Linked DNA regions of Homo sapiens: region 2 is linked to region 1. The links are chromatin contacts, found by Hi-C in ENCODE. All regions are on one chromosome and are shown on one strand. The core of a region is the stretch at or near the end of the contact, and the rest is flanking DNA. Distances in the headings are between cores, read along the strand shown. Region 1 has its middle 62 kb from the start of CXCR4. Region 2 overlaps SPOPL (speckle type BTB/POZ protein like).

What was found. Hi-C counts contacts between places; a loop is a spot of excess contacts on that map. Pooled maps may share reads with other maps.
Region 2: a map with no recorded cell type shows a loop between it and region 1 (7-fold over the local background). The contact joins two enhancer-like sites. A Hi-C loop is called at or near these places in 2 of 37 single-sample maps with no recorded cell type and 2 of 50 pooled maps.

The regions. Positions count from the first base shown.
Region 1 is chr2:136,052,976-136,059,298 of GRCh38, reverse strand. No RefSeq gene overlaps it. Among named protein-coding and RNA genes, the nearest start is that of CXCR4, 62 kb to the left of the region's middle. Within about 2 kb of position 1,383, at least 2 of the 41 ENCODE cell types and tissues checked have a DNase peak (open chromatin) inside an H3K27ac peak, as active enhancers do.
Region 2 is chr2:138,522,336-138,528,102 of GRCh38, reverse strand. All of the region lies in intron 1 of SPOPL (speckle type BTB/POZ protein like), which reads right to left. Among named protein-coding and RNA genes, the nearest start is that of SPOPL, 23 kb to the right of the region's middle. RefSeq lists enhancers at 3,834-3,923, 3,934-3,983. Within about 2 kb of position 4,307, at least 2 of the 41 ENCODE cell types and tissues checked have a DNase peak (open chromatin) inside an H3K27ac peak, as active enhancers do.

The DNA of each region.
Region 1 (6,323 bases), core at 134-2,633:
CCTTATGTAAGAATGAGAGGAAGGTGCACTTTTCTTAGAGAAGGAGAGAGCTGTGCTGGTTGAAGGGGAAGTGGACACCATCAGCCTTGAAGCTCAGGGCTTGGCCAGGAATGCTGCTGCTTAGGCAGAACTGGGAACAGGTGGGGTCTTTGGATGAGCTGGGAGTCCAGCCAGCCAGTGGAAGCTCTGCAGGAGGCTCCACCTAGTCTGACAGTAGAACAAGGACAGGACTTCATGGAGAAATCATTACTCAGCTAGAGAGAAGGGCTAACTGCTCCAGAGCATTTGCCATCCATATACTCACTTAGCAACTCAGCTTTGTTTCCTTATTTAACATCTATTTATAGTCAACATCTCCCCAACTAGATGGTCATATTCTTAAGGGAAAGTGTTTTATGTTAAACCTTTAATCTCTATGGCAAGCTATAAGTACCATTACTGGCTCTATTTTGCATAGAAAGAAACTGAGGAAGAGAGAGAGATGGGTAAGCAACTGATCAGGATCAGCCAAGGCACGGCCTCTCATATTTTTATTGAATAAAAGTAAATCAATAAGTAACAATTTGTACATTTCCAAAAATGTCCTTTTCAACTTTTTCTCAAGCAAGTTTAAGATGTCATTTGGAATTCATGATTAAAGAATTGGAAGCCAGCTATTTTAAGGGAGCAACTCAAATTGAGTGCATTGAGATGGCAAAACAGCCAAAGGGTGATCCTGAATTAGTTTATATGACTGTAAAATGCAAAACAGTAAAGCCTGTTATCTAAAGGAAAAGATAAAAGGCAAAGGCAGAGTCAAAGATAGCAGATTTCAGCAGTCATAGATTTCTCTCTCTGGAAAGCACAGCTGTTTTTTGTATCTGCCAACCTAATGGAACTCCTCAAATGACTTTTGTTGAAAGCCCACAGGTCCTGGCAGGGCATACAAGAACTTGAGAACACATGGATTCTTTCTTTCAGGACCTTACATTTTAAAAAGGATTCACCATGAGAACTCAATGGAAAACTGATCTGGTGAAGGGGGAAAGACAAGCTTTAAAGCATGCTTCCACAGGTCCTAACATTTCAGCCAGGGAGCACAGCCCCTAGTCAGTCTGTGCAACAGGGGAAACAGGGACATAAATAAGTCTATATATACTAAAATGCTACTATCAATTTTAGTATTTATGGGTGGCATCAGCACTGACAATGGTCATTGCTATAGTTTGAACATTTGTCCCCTCCAAAACTCATGTTAAAATTTAATTGCAATTGTAACAGTATTAAGAGGTGGGTGCTTTAAGAGGGGATTAGGCCATGAGGGCTCTGCCCTCCTGAATGAATTAGTGCCATTGTCATGGGAGTAGGTTCCTTATAAAAGGAGAAGTTCAGCTCTATTTTGCACATCTTCCTCTTTCTTTCTCTCTCTATCCTTCCCTCCCTCACTGCCTCCCTCTCTTTGCCCTTTCACCATGGATAATGCAGCAAGAAGGCCCTTACCGGATGCCAGCCCCTCAATAATGGAATTTTCAGCCCCTAGAACCAAAAGCCAATAAATATCTATTCATTATGAATCACCCAATCTGTGGTATTTCTTTTGTAGCTGTACAAAACAGACTAAATCAGTCATCTAATTAGTCGATAAGCATTTGGTAGGACCCACTGGACTCATTGCTAGTTACAGATTTGCCAGCACGGTAGAGCTATTCCTACAGTCTTGCAACTCAGGGGACCTTATTCCTCTACAGAAACCAAGTTCTAGTTGCATGTTGACCCAAGTCAGCATCAGGTAGATGGCCAGCTGGGCTAACAAGTCATCTGACAAGCTCTTATACAATCAACACATTGCCTCCTACTTGCCTTCCCATCTCCGAGGCAACAGGGGTAGACCTGAAACTGGCTGCCAAGTGCCCCCACTGTCAGCCTCTGCCCTTTTGTGACATTTTCCTCATCTCCACCTTTGTCTCACTCCCTCAATGCTTCTACCCACACTTATCCACTGCTGTCCCTAGTGTTGACACTCATACTGATCAAGGCCACCCTTGAAATTTCATTTTTACTAGATTTTGTGTCTGCTGTGACACTGGGGCGCAGATATATCACCCTCAGAAGACCTGTGAATAGTCGCTACAAAGTGTGCTGGCTGAGATGAAAGGAAAAATGGAGTTAGCATTTACCGAAACTGGTCAGGCTGAAGTGGAAATCCCCAAAGAGACAGATGCAAAACATTCTACTGTTTCTAGAAGGGATGAAGAGATCTGTGGAACCAAAGTGGGGGTAGGGAGCAGGAATATAGTGTAAAGTTAGCTATATGGTGAGAGGAAAATGAGCTGAAGGCTACATTTCTTTAGATGAAAAATAAAATTTTTCAAACATGCAGAATAGCAAAGGAAATAATCTAATAGTGCCCAGATTAAATAAATGTTAGTATTATGCCTTTTTGCTCTCTTTTATTTTAAAAAATAAGATGTTACAGATCTAATTGAAGCTCCCTTGTAATCCTTCTGATTTCATTCCCCCCACCACCCCCTGCCAAGTGCAGATCACTTTCAAATAGAATGAGAGCTACTGAGTCATCATATTGGGATTATTTTTTATAGACTTTCATTGGTTTTTGCTTCACATCAAATATTAAAAAGCTTTGTTAAACAACTACCAATTGGTTAAAAAAAAACGGTTTAAAATAAAGCAAATTCTATTTCTTATATACCACACCGTGCTCAAATGAACCAAACCTGGTTTATGTAACACTTCTTAGAAAAGGTGACTCATTTTACAACCGAAAAGAAATGGAGCTTTAGCATGTCTTCTCCTACATATCACCCGTTATGCCTCGGAAAAGAATCTGCCCCTCTGGGACCCATTTCTGAAATTTACCACTTACAACACACACTTCACATGTGGTCTGTGTCACTTCTGTAGCTAACTAGCATCTTGTCCTAAGAACATTTCTCAGTGTATAAGTCAGCAGGGGTTGGTCTAAGCACTTTGTGTATATTAACTCATTTAATCTTTACAACAACCTAGTGAGGTGGATACAGTTACTATACCCATTTTATAGATGAGAAAACTCATCTGCAGAACTTACTGGTCATTGTATTTTTGTGAAGGAATCATGTGGCTGCCAAGAGTTCTTGTGTGCAGAGTAAACTGTAGCCCTTCCTATTTTATGTTATTGCACTATGTTAATTACTGGGTCTTTAAATAGCCTGAGACTTCTAACCATCCAGGCATTGTGTTAATGCTTGGCTGTATTGTAGCTACTTCCTTGACTTTCTTCAAATACAGAGTTTTCATTTCTTCATAGAGAACACACTAGAAAATTAATGTTTCATAAGGTCTAGATCGCCCATTTTTCACAAAGAAGTATGTTAGTTACTCACCTTTTTGAGCCGAAGGAGGGGCTGGGGCTCTAGAGAAGGTATTTACCCACTGGCACTCAGCAGCAGCAGGACACAAGTCATATGGATGCAGCGGGAGAGGAAGGAAGGATGGTGTCCCTTCAGCCATGGCGCCTCTCTGTCCTCTCCCTTTCATTCTACCTCTGGCCATCCTTCCCTCCCCAACTGGCCTGGCCAACCCATAATCATTCTTCATGGCTCAGATTAACCCCACATCTCCAGGGAAGCCCTCCTGGGCAATTATAGCCCACATTGGTTCTTCATCACATTGGCCTTAATGCTGTGTAATTATTTCATTTCCTTCCTTCTTCTTCTATTTTTTTTTTTTCTTTTTTTTTTTTTTTTGAGATGGGGTTGTACTCTGTCACTCAGGCTGGAATGCAGTGGTACAATCATGGCTTACTGCAGCCTTGACCTCCTAGGCTTAAGCAATCCTCTTGCCTCAGCCTCCCAAGTAGCTGGGACTACTATGTGTGCCACCATACCCAGCTAATTTTTAAATATTTTTTATAGAGACTCTGTGATCTTCCTATGTTGCCTCAGCTGGTCTCGAACTCCTGGACTCAAGTGATCTTCCCACTTCAGCCTCCCAAAGTGTTGAGATTATAGGCATGAACCACTGTGCCTGGCCTTTCTTTCTTCTTTTCTTCTTTTCTCCCTTTCTTCCTTTCTTCTTTCCTTCTCTCCTTTCTTTCTTTCCTTCTATTTTTCTCTTCCTTTCTTTCCTTTTTTCTTTTTCTTTTTTTCCTTTCTTTCAGTGACTGGCCAATGAACGCCTAAAGGTTAGAGATAATATCTTATACTTATGTATACCTAGTAACCACCACCACAAAAATCACTGGGGTGCTGGTTATTTCCTGTTTTAAGGCTATGGAGGGGAGCATGTGGAGGGGACTGGATGTAGAAAGAGAGGTTATCATCATGGTGCCCTACCCAACCCACCCAGAAGAGGAAGACGGTGTTGCTTTGGAACTGTATGGCTACTCAGCCTTCTTCCAGCCACAGGCGGGGCAATACTCCTTCCTTCCACTCCAAGCAAGAAATAATATGGACATGTAAGGGATCTTCAAATGCCTTCTTGTGCTGGTTTACAGGTGGCTCAGCAGGACCTGCCATTAGATTCCTACCTGATAATAGGAATTAAGCATAAGACAAAGGTAGCAGAGTGAGGGGGTTAATAACATGGACTCTGGAGCCAAATTTACTGAGATCAAATCCCAGCTCTACCACTTACTAGCTGGGTGACCTTGAGCAAGCTGCATAACCTCTCTTTGTCTCTGTTTCTTAATCTGGAAGCCCAGGGTAACCATGAAAGCACCTATCCCATAAAGTTGTCATCAACTTTAAATGTGTTCGTAGTCACAAAGCACTTAGAGCAGTATCTCATACAAAGGGGGACTTTACAAGTGTTTGCTATTATTATTCATGTCCCCCTTCTTCTAGTGTTTTCTTTTTTACTAAAATGGAGCTTTCATTCAGATGGCTTATCTTATAGCTTTGCACACCTAGGCCTCCTAGTGTACATGAATGATTTTTGCAAAAGCCATCAGCAGAAAAGCCTTTCAGCCTAGCATGGTGGAAGAGGTCTGGCAGACCTGAGTTCAAATGCCAGTGTTACTCCCCAGCGTTGCTGAGTCTCAGTAGTCTCAATTTCTTTATCTGTTAAATGAAGCTAATAATGCTTTCTTCATATTAACATTGAAACAGTTAGAAATAATGCTGGATATAATCACTTGTTGGCACACAGTAGGCACTCAATTAATGTAGCAACTTTCACCATCCCTGTCATCATCATGAGTTGAGTTTCTCTCAGGTGTCATAAAGTACTTAGCACACAGCTAGAACTTATTTACAAAAGATAGCTATTACTTACAAGCTTGAGGTTCATAAGGTCTTCTACAAAAGAATGCACAGCTTTCCCATAAAAGTTGACATGAACTTTGTAAACATATTATCATACAATTCTAATGCTTCTACCAATTAACAACAATATGCTGGCGAAATCTAAAATCAATTTTTGCATCATGTTTATATTTTAAACAAATCCTCAGGCTTCACTATAATCTACACACTGAAATATGCATTTAAAACCATTTTCAGGGGGCTGGGCACAGTGGCTCATGCCTATAATCCCAGCACTTTGGGAAGCCAAGGTGGGTGGATCACCTGAAGTCAGGAGTTTGAGACCAGCCTGGCAACATGGCCAAACTCTGTCTCTACTAACTGTACAAAAATTAGCCAGGCATGATGGTATGTGCCTGTAATCCCAGCTACTCAGGAGGCCAAGGCAGGAGAATTGCTTGAACCCGGGAGGCAGAGTTTGCAATGAGCTGAGATCTCGACACTGTACTCCAGCCTGGGCGACAGAGTGAGACTCCGTTTCAAAAAATAAAAATAAAAAATAAAACTATTTTCAACAAAGAAAGGCTTGGCCTCAGTAGTAACTAAAAATGGCTGCTCTATTATAGGCAGTCGCAGGCATCACTATTTTAAAAGAGAAACCAAGCACCAAAGGAATATAGCAAGAGGTTGTTCAAGAAGTACATTGCCTAAAGAAAACATTGTGATGAAAAAGCAATTACTCAAAATCTTTTTGAAGTTACAAGTTACAAGGGATTTGTTCCTTTGAAATCATTTTAAGAGTTTAAAAAACTTCTTAGAAAAAAAATAATGAATAGCTTTAGCCTTATTCAGTAGACTCTTAATAGAATCATTGCATGTTACAGCTGTAATGAATCATCCTAAAGATAATTTTAGGATAGTTGCCTCCCTTCACAGATTAGGAGCTCAAGCCCAGAGAGGTGATAAAAGTAGCACAGAATCAGTCTTTTATCACCTCTTCCACTGCCGCTCACCTCTCTGGACCTGAGGTCTCACATTGACTCTAAACTCAAAAGCTAGTGCATTTTTTCTCTGAGTTTAAATTTAAATAAATGTGTCAAT
Region 2 (5,767 bases), core at 3,058-5,557, 2.5 Mb before region 1:
CCAATTCCTGAGAGACAAACAGGATACAGGTTGGACTAACTCTCAATATCATAGCAGACATTAGGAATGAGATGCGAAGAAAAATAAGGAGAAAAGATAACTTCTAACAGAAATCAAATAGAGCACTCTCCCACACAAAATAAAGCCCTCCTTACTTTGACATGTGTAACAGTTCCCAGCTTACGCATGCAACTTCAGGGAAGTCATCACGTTGAGACACCTTGCCCACTTGTACCGAAAGTGTCCATAACCTTCCCATTCAAGGAAGAGGATGCTGGGGAAACAGATCTACACAACTGCCCTGAAAACCATGACAGCCAGATACCATCTTTTAGCAACACAGTCCCTCATCCTAATATATGAACGGAAAGCCAAGGATAACAGACATTTGGGGAAAACTAATAGATAAAAGAGAAGGTCCAAAATGGGAAGAAAAAAATTAACAAAGAACTCTCATAGAAATGGAGACAATTCAGGGGACTGAATGGTATACTTTTAAAAAATTTCTCTTAAAGTACAATTGAATAAGACAAGAACAAGCTGCTTTGAAAAAGTGGTCAGAAACTAAGACTTCTTGATTAAAAATAAATGACAAAATAAGTTTAATGTGCAAGATAAATAATAATATAGTCATAACTGATGCATTAATAGAAAATAAAAGATAAAGACAACTTCTGAGGAGACAGATTAAAAACACAAATATAGGAAATATGAGAAATGAGGGAACTGTGGGTCAGATTGACGAGGTCCAGTATTGATCTGACAGGTGATCTTAAAGAAGGTAAGACTAGGAACAACGGAGATATATAAAGAGAAAAACACAAGATTATTTCCATAATCTGAAGGGAGACACAAGTTCATAGACAGGCCTCATCAACTGCCAAGAATGATTACTGAAAAAAGATCTATACCTAGACACATCTGGATAAAACTACAAAATTCCATTAAAAAAAGAAAATCCTAAAACTTCTATGTTATCTACAAAGGAACAAGTCAGACTAAAATCTGAATACTGTATTAAGGCAAGGGGTAAATGCTGTTAAGAAAAAAAAAGCTGAACTTAGAATTCCATACTCAGGTTGGGTGCCATGGCTGCTGCCTGTAATCCCTGCACTTTGGGAAGTCGAGGCAGGTGGATCACTTGAGGTCAGGTGTTTGAGATCAGCCTGGCCAACATGGCAAAACCCTGTCTCTACTAAAAACACAAAAATTAGCCGGGTGTGGTGGCAGGTGCTGTAGTCCCAGCTACTTGGGAGGCTGAGATAGAAGAATTGTTTGAACCCAGGAGGTGGAGGTTGCAGTGAGCCAAGATTGTGCCACTGCACTCCAGCCTGGGTGACAGAGTGAGACGCTGTCTCAAAAAAAAAAAAAAAAATTCCATACTCTATTTAAGAATGAGGACCAAATAAAGGACATTTTCAGACAACACATACTTGAAAAGTTTGACATCCTATATTTAAAATGTATTCTGAACCCAATTAAACTCTAAATTTTTTTGTATGGCACACCCTTACGAGTAAAAAAAATCAGAATATACTCTCAGTATAGTTTTATAAAATATATACATCACTATATTAATATATGTATTGTAAAACATACTAAAAAATTAAAAATTACAGATAAAAATTAACACACAATTTAATTTCTAATAAATCCTGATACTCCCCTAAATTATTTTGTGTGCCTTTTACACGAATGTCTCATTTTAAAGACCACAGCTCTAACCAAATGAAGAAAACATGGAAGTGAAGACAACAGAGCTGAATAACCTTAGAGGAAAAGTAGGAAACAACAACAATCAGATGAGAATCCACTAGAATTTTCCACTTGGAAAATTTTCAATTGATGAAATTTTCATGTACACAGGATTACATTTCATACTCTGTGGGTCCATTCCACTTTGTTCTAAAGTAAATATTCATATAATCATCTATTTCTAGATTTAAAAAATCATTAGAATTGATTTAAAAAGTAAAAAAAGTTATAGTCAGAACAAAATGCAAATACCTTGATGATGCAAAATTAACAACTAATTAAAACTGGGAGATTGAAGGAGTAAGGAAAGGAACAAGACTATGATTCAGAAACATGGGTAATACTATCTAGAGCTAATAAAGGACATATAGAACATTATAGAAATCACTAACACAAGTAAAAGCAAGCACAATAAAACTGGGAGTGAAGGTGAGAATGGATGATACCCTATTGTCTCTACTCTCTCATGTAATGCAAAAATTGATACAATTACAACTTTTTTTTTTTTTTTTGAGACAGGTTCTCATTCTAACTCAGACTGGAGTGCAGTGGCACAGTCAAGGCTCACTGCAGCCTCAACCTCCCAGGCTCAAGAGATCCTCCTGCCTCAGCCTCCTGAGTAGCCGGGAATACAGCCATGTGCCACCATACTTTGCTAATTGTTTTTTGTGTATTTTTTTTTTTTTTTTTTCTACTTTTTATACTGATGCAGGTCTTGCTGTTACCCAGGCTGGTTTCAAAGTCCTGGCCCTGAGCAATCATCCTGGCTCACAAAGTGCTGGGATTACAGGTGTGAACCACTATGCCCAGCCACAACTTCTATTTTTAAAAAAGCACTATTAAGTAGGAAAAAAAAGCAGTATATAACACAGTATGTCAATTATCTGGAAAACTGAAATCAGTTACTGACTGCCAGTCAGCTCATGTGAAACACTTGTACCACCCTGATACAGTTTGGCTCTGTGTTCCCACCCAAATCTCATCTTGTAGCTCCCATAGTTCCCATGTGTTGTGGGAGGAACCCGATGGGAGACGAGTCATGGGGGCGGGTCTTTCCCATGCTGTTCTCATGATAGTGAATGAGTCTCATGAGATCTGATGGTTTTAAAAACGGGACTTTCCCTGCACAAGCTCTCTTCTCTTGTCTGCCACCATGTGAGACATGCCTTTTGCCTTCTGCCATGATTGTGAGGCTTCCCCAGCCACGTGGAACTGTAAGTCCAATTAAACCTTTCTTTTGCAAATTGCCTGGTCTCAGGTATGTCTTTATCAGCAGCATGAAAACGGATTAATATAGTAAACTGGTACCAGTAGAGTGGGGCACTGCTGAAAAGATACCCAAAAATGTGGAAGTGGCTTTGGAACTGGGTAACAGGCAGAGACTGGAACGGTCTGGAGGGCTCAGAAGGAGGCAGGAAAATGTGGGAATTTGGAACTGGGTAACAGGCAGAGACTGGAACAGTCTGGAGGGCTCAGAAGGAGACAGGAAGATAGGGAGTTTGGAATTCCCTAGAGACATGTTGAATGGCTTTGACCAAAATGCTAATAATGATATGGACAATGAAATCCAGGCTGAGGTGGTCTCAGATGGAGATGAGGAATGTGTTAGGAACTACAGCAAAGGTGGGTCTTGTTACGTTTTAGCAAAGATACTGGTGGCATTCTGCCCCTCCCTAGAGATTTGTGGAACTTGGAAGTTGAGAGAGATGACTTAGGGTATCTGGTGGAAAAAATTTCTAAGCAGCAAACCATTGAAGAGGTGACCTGGGTGCTGTTAAAGGCATTCAGTTTTATAAGGGAAAGAGTATAAATGTTTGGAAAATTTGCAGCCTGACAATGTGATAGGAAAGAAAATCCCATTTTCTGAGGAGAAGTTCAAGTCAGCTGCAGAAATTTGCATAAGTAATGAGGAGTCAAATGTTAATTCCAAGACAATGTGGAAAATGTCTCCAGGGCATGTCAGAGACCTTTGCAGCAGCCCCTCCCATCTCAGGCCTGGAGGTTCAGAAGGAAAAAATGGTTTCATGGGCTGGGCCCAGGGTCCCTCTGCCCTATGCAGTCTAGGGACTTGGTGCTCTGGGTCCCAGCCGCTCCAGCTGTGACTAAACGGGGTCAAGGTACAGCTCAGGCTGTGGCCTCAGAGGGTGGAAGCCTCAAGTCTTGGCAGCTTCCATGTGGTGTTGAGCCTGCAGGTGCACAGAAGTCAAGAATTGAAGTTTGGGAACCTCTGCTTAGATTTCAGAAGATGTATAGAAACACCTGAATGCCCAGGCAAAAGTTTGCTGCAGGGGTGGGGCTCTCATGGAGAACCTCTGCTAGGGCAGTGAGGAAGGAAAATGTGGGGTCAGAGCCCTCCCCCAACAGAATCCTACTGGGTCACCTCTCAGTGGAGCTGTGAGAAGAGGGCCACCATCCTCCAGACCCCAGAATGGTAGATCCACTGACAGTTTGTACCGTGCGCCTGGAAAACCCGCAGACACTCAACAACAGCCTGTGAAAGCAGTCAGGAGGGAGGCTGTACCCTGCAAAACCACAGGGGCAGAACTGCTTGAGACCAAAGGATGTTGCATCAGCATGGCCTGGATTCAAGACATGGAGTCAAAGGAGATCATTTTGAAGCTTTAAGATTTGACTGCCCTGCTGGATTTTGAATTTGCATGGGGGCCTGGAGCCCCTTTGTTTTGGCCAATTTCTCCCATTTGGAACAGCTATATTTACCCAATGCCTGTACCCCCACTGTATCTAGGAGGTAACTAACTTGCTTTTGATTTTACAGGCTCACAGGTGGAAGGGACTTGTCTCAGATAAGACTTTGGACTGTGGACTTTTGAGTTGAGACTTTGGGGGTTAACTACTCAAAACCAGTTGGAAAGGCATGATTGGTTTTGAAATGTGAAGATACGAGATTTGAGAGGGGCCAGGGGCAGAATGATATGGTTTGGCTCTGTGTCCTCACACAAATCTCATCTTATAGCTCCCATAATTCCCATGTGTTGTGGCAGGGACCTGGTGGGAGATGACTAAATCATGGGGGTGGGTGTTTTTCGTGATGTTCTTGTGACAGTAAGTCTCATGAGATCTCATGGTTTTAAAAACGGGAATTTCCCTGCACAAGCTCTCTTCTCTTGTCTGCTGTCATGTGAGATGTGCCTTCTGCCACGATTGTGAGGCTTCCCCAGCCACGTGGAACTGTAAGTCCAACTAAACCTTTCTTTTGTAAACTGCCCGGTCTCAGGTATGTCTTTATAGGCAGTGTGAAAACGGACTAATATACACCCTCATTAGTCTACTTCATTTATTGTCTTTTACTATAGAGTTTATGTGCATGGCTGTGGTATTACCTAAGTATAATATCATCTCTAGTTTATTAATTTCTGTAAGGCAAAGCCTAGCACAACACTCAGTGTTGGTTTAAAAATAAAATGAAAAAGGAAGGGGGCTAGTTACGTGTTTTGAGAGAATTAATGGAATAGCTAATTTTGACCTACACGTGAAAACAGAAAGTCCATCTTGTAGTTTTAATTACTCAAAACCAGTTTACTTAAAGTTGACTAAAATGTGTACTAAATGGATAGGCTCGTCTCTGAAATAGAAACAGCTGTGTCTTTCAGAAGACTGATTAGACTAAGTGGCAGAGCTGGACACCACTGCTATAGAAAAGAATGTGCAGGGGCAAGAAGAGGGGGTGGTTAAAGATGCAGTAATGGCAACAGCTGAACCTTCAAGAAAAAAAAATTGGCTAAGGACAGGAAAAAATATTCCTTCTTCTTAGTTATATATATTTCTATTTAAAGGGGAAGCCAACAGAGCTGGGGGAAAGGAAGGGAGGGATGTGTACACTGAAGTAACTGGCGTTGGTAATATATTTACACAGGACCCCAGTTTTAAAAAAAAGGGTGGGGGTGAACAAATACCTTCATTTACCTTATAGTTTACTTACCTGGGTCCTTGAGGCATAAGTGAAATAGCTATTCTGTAGTGTGAGCTCTCTGCCCCAAGCAAAAGGCAACCT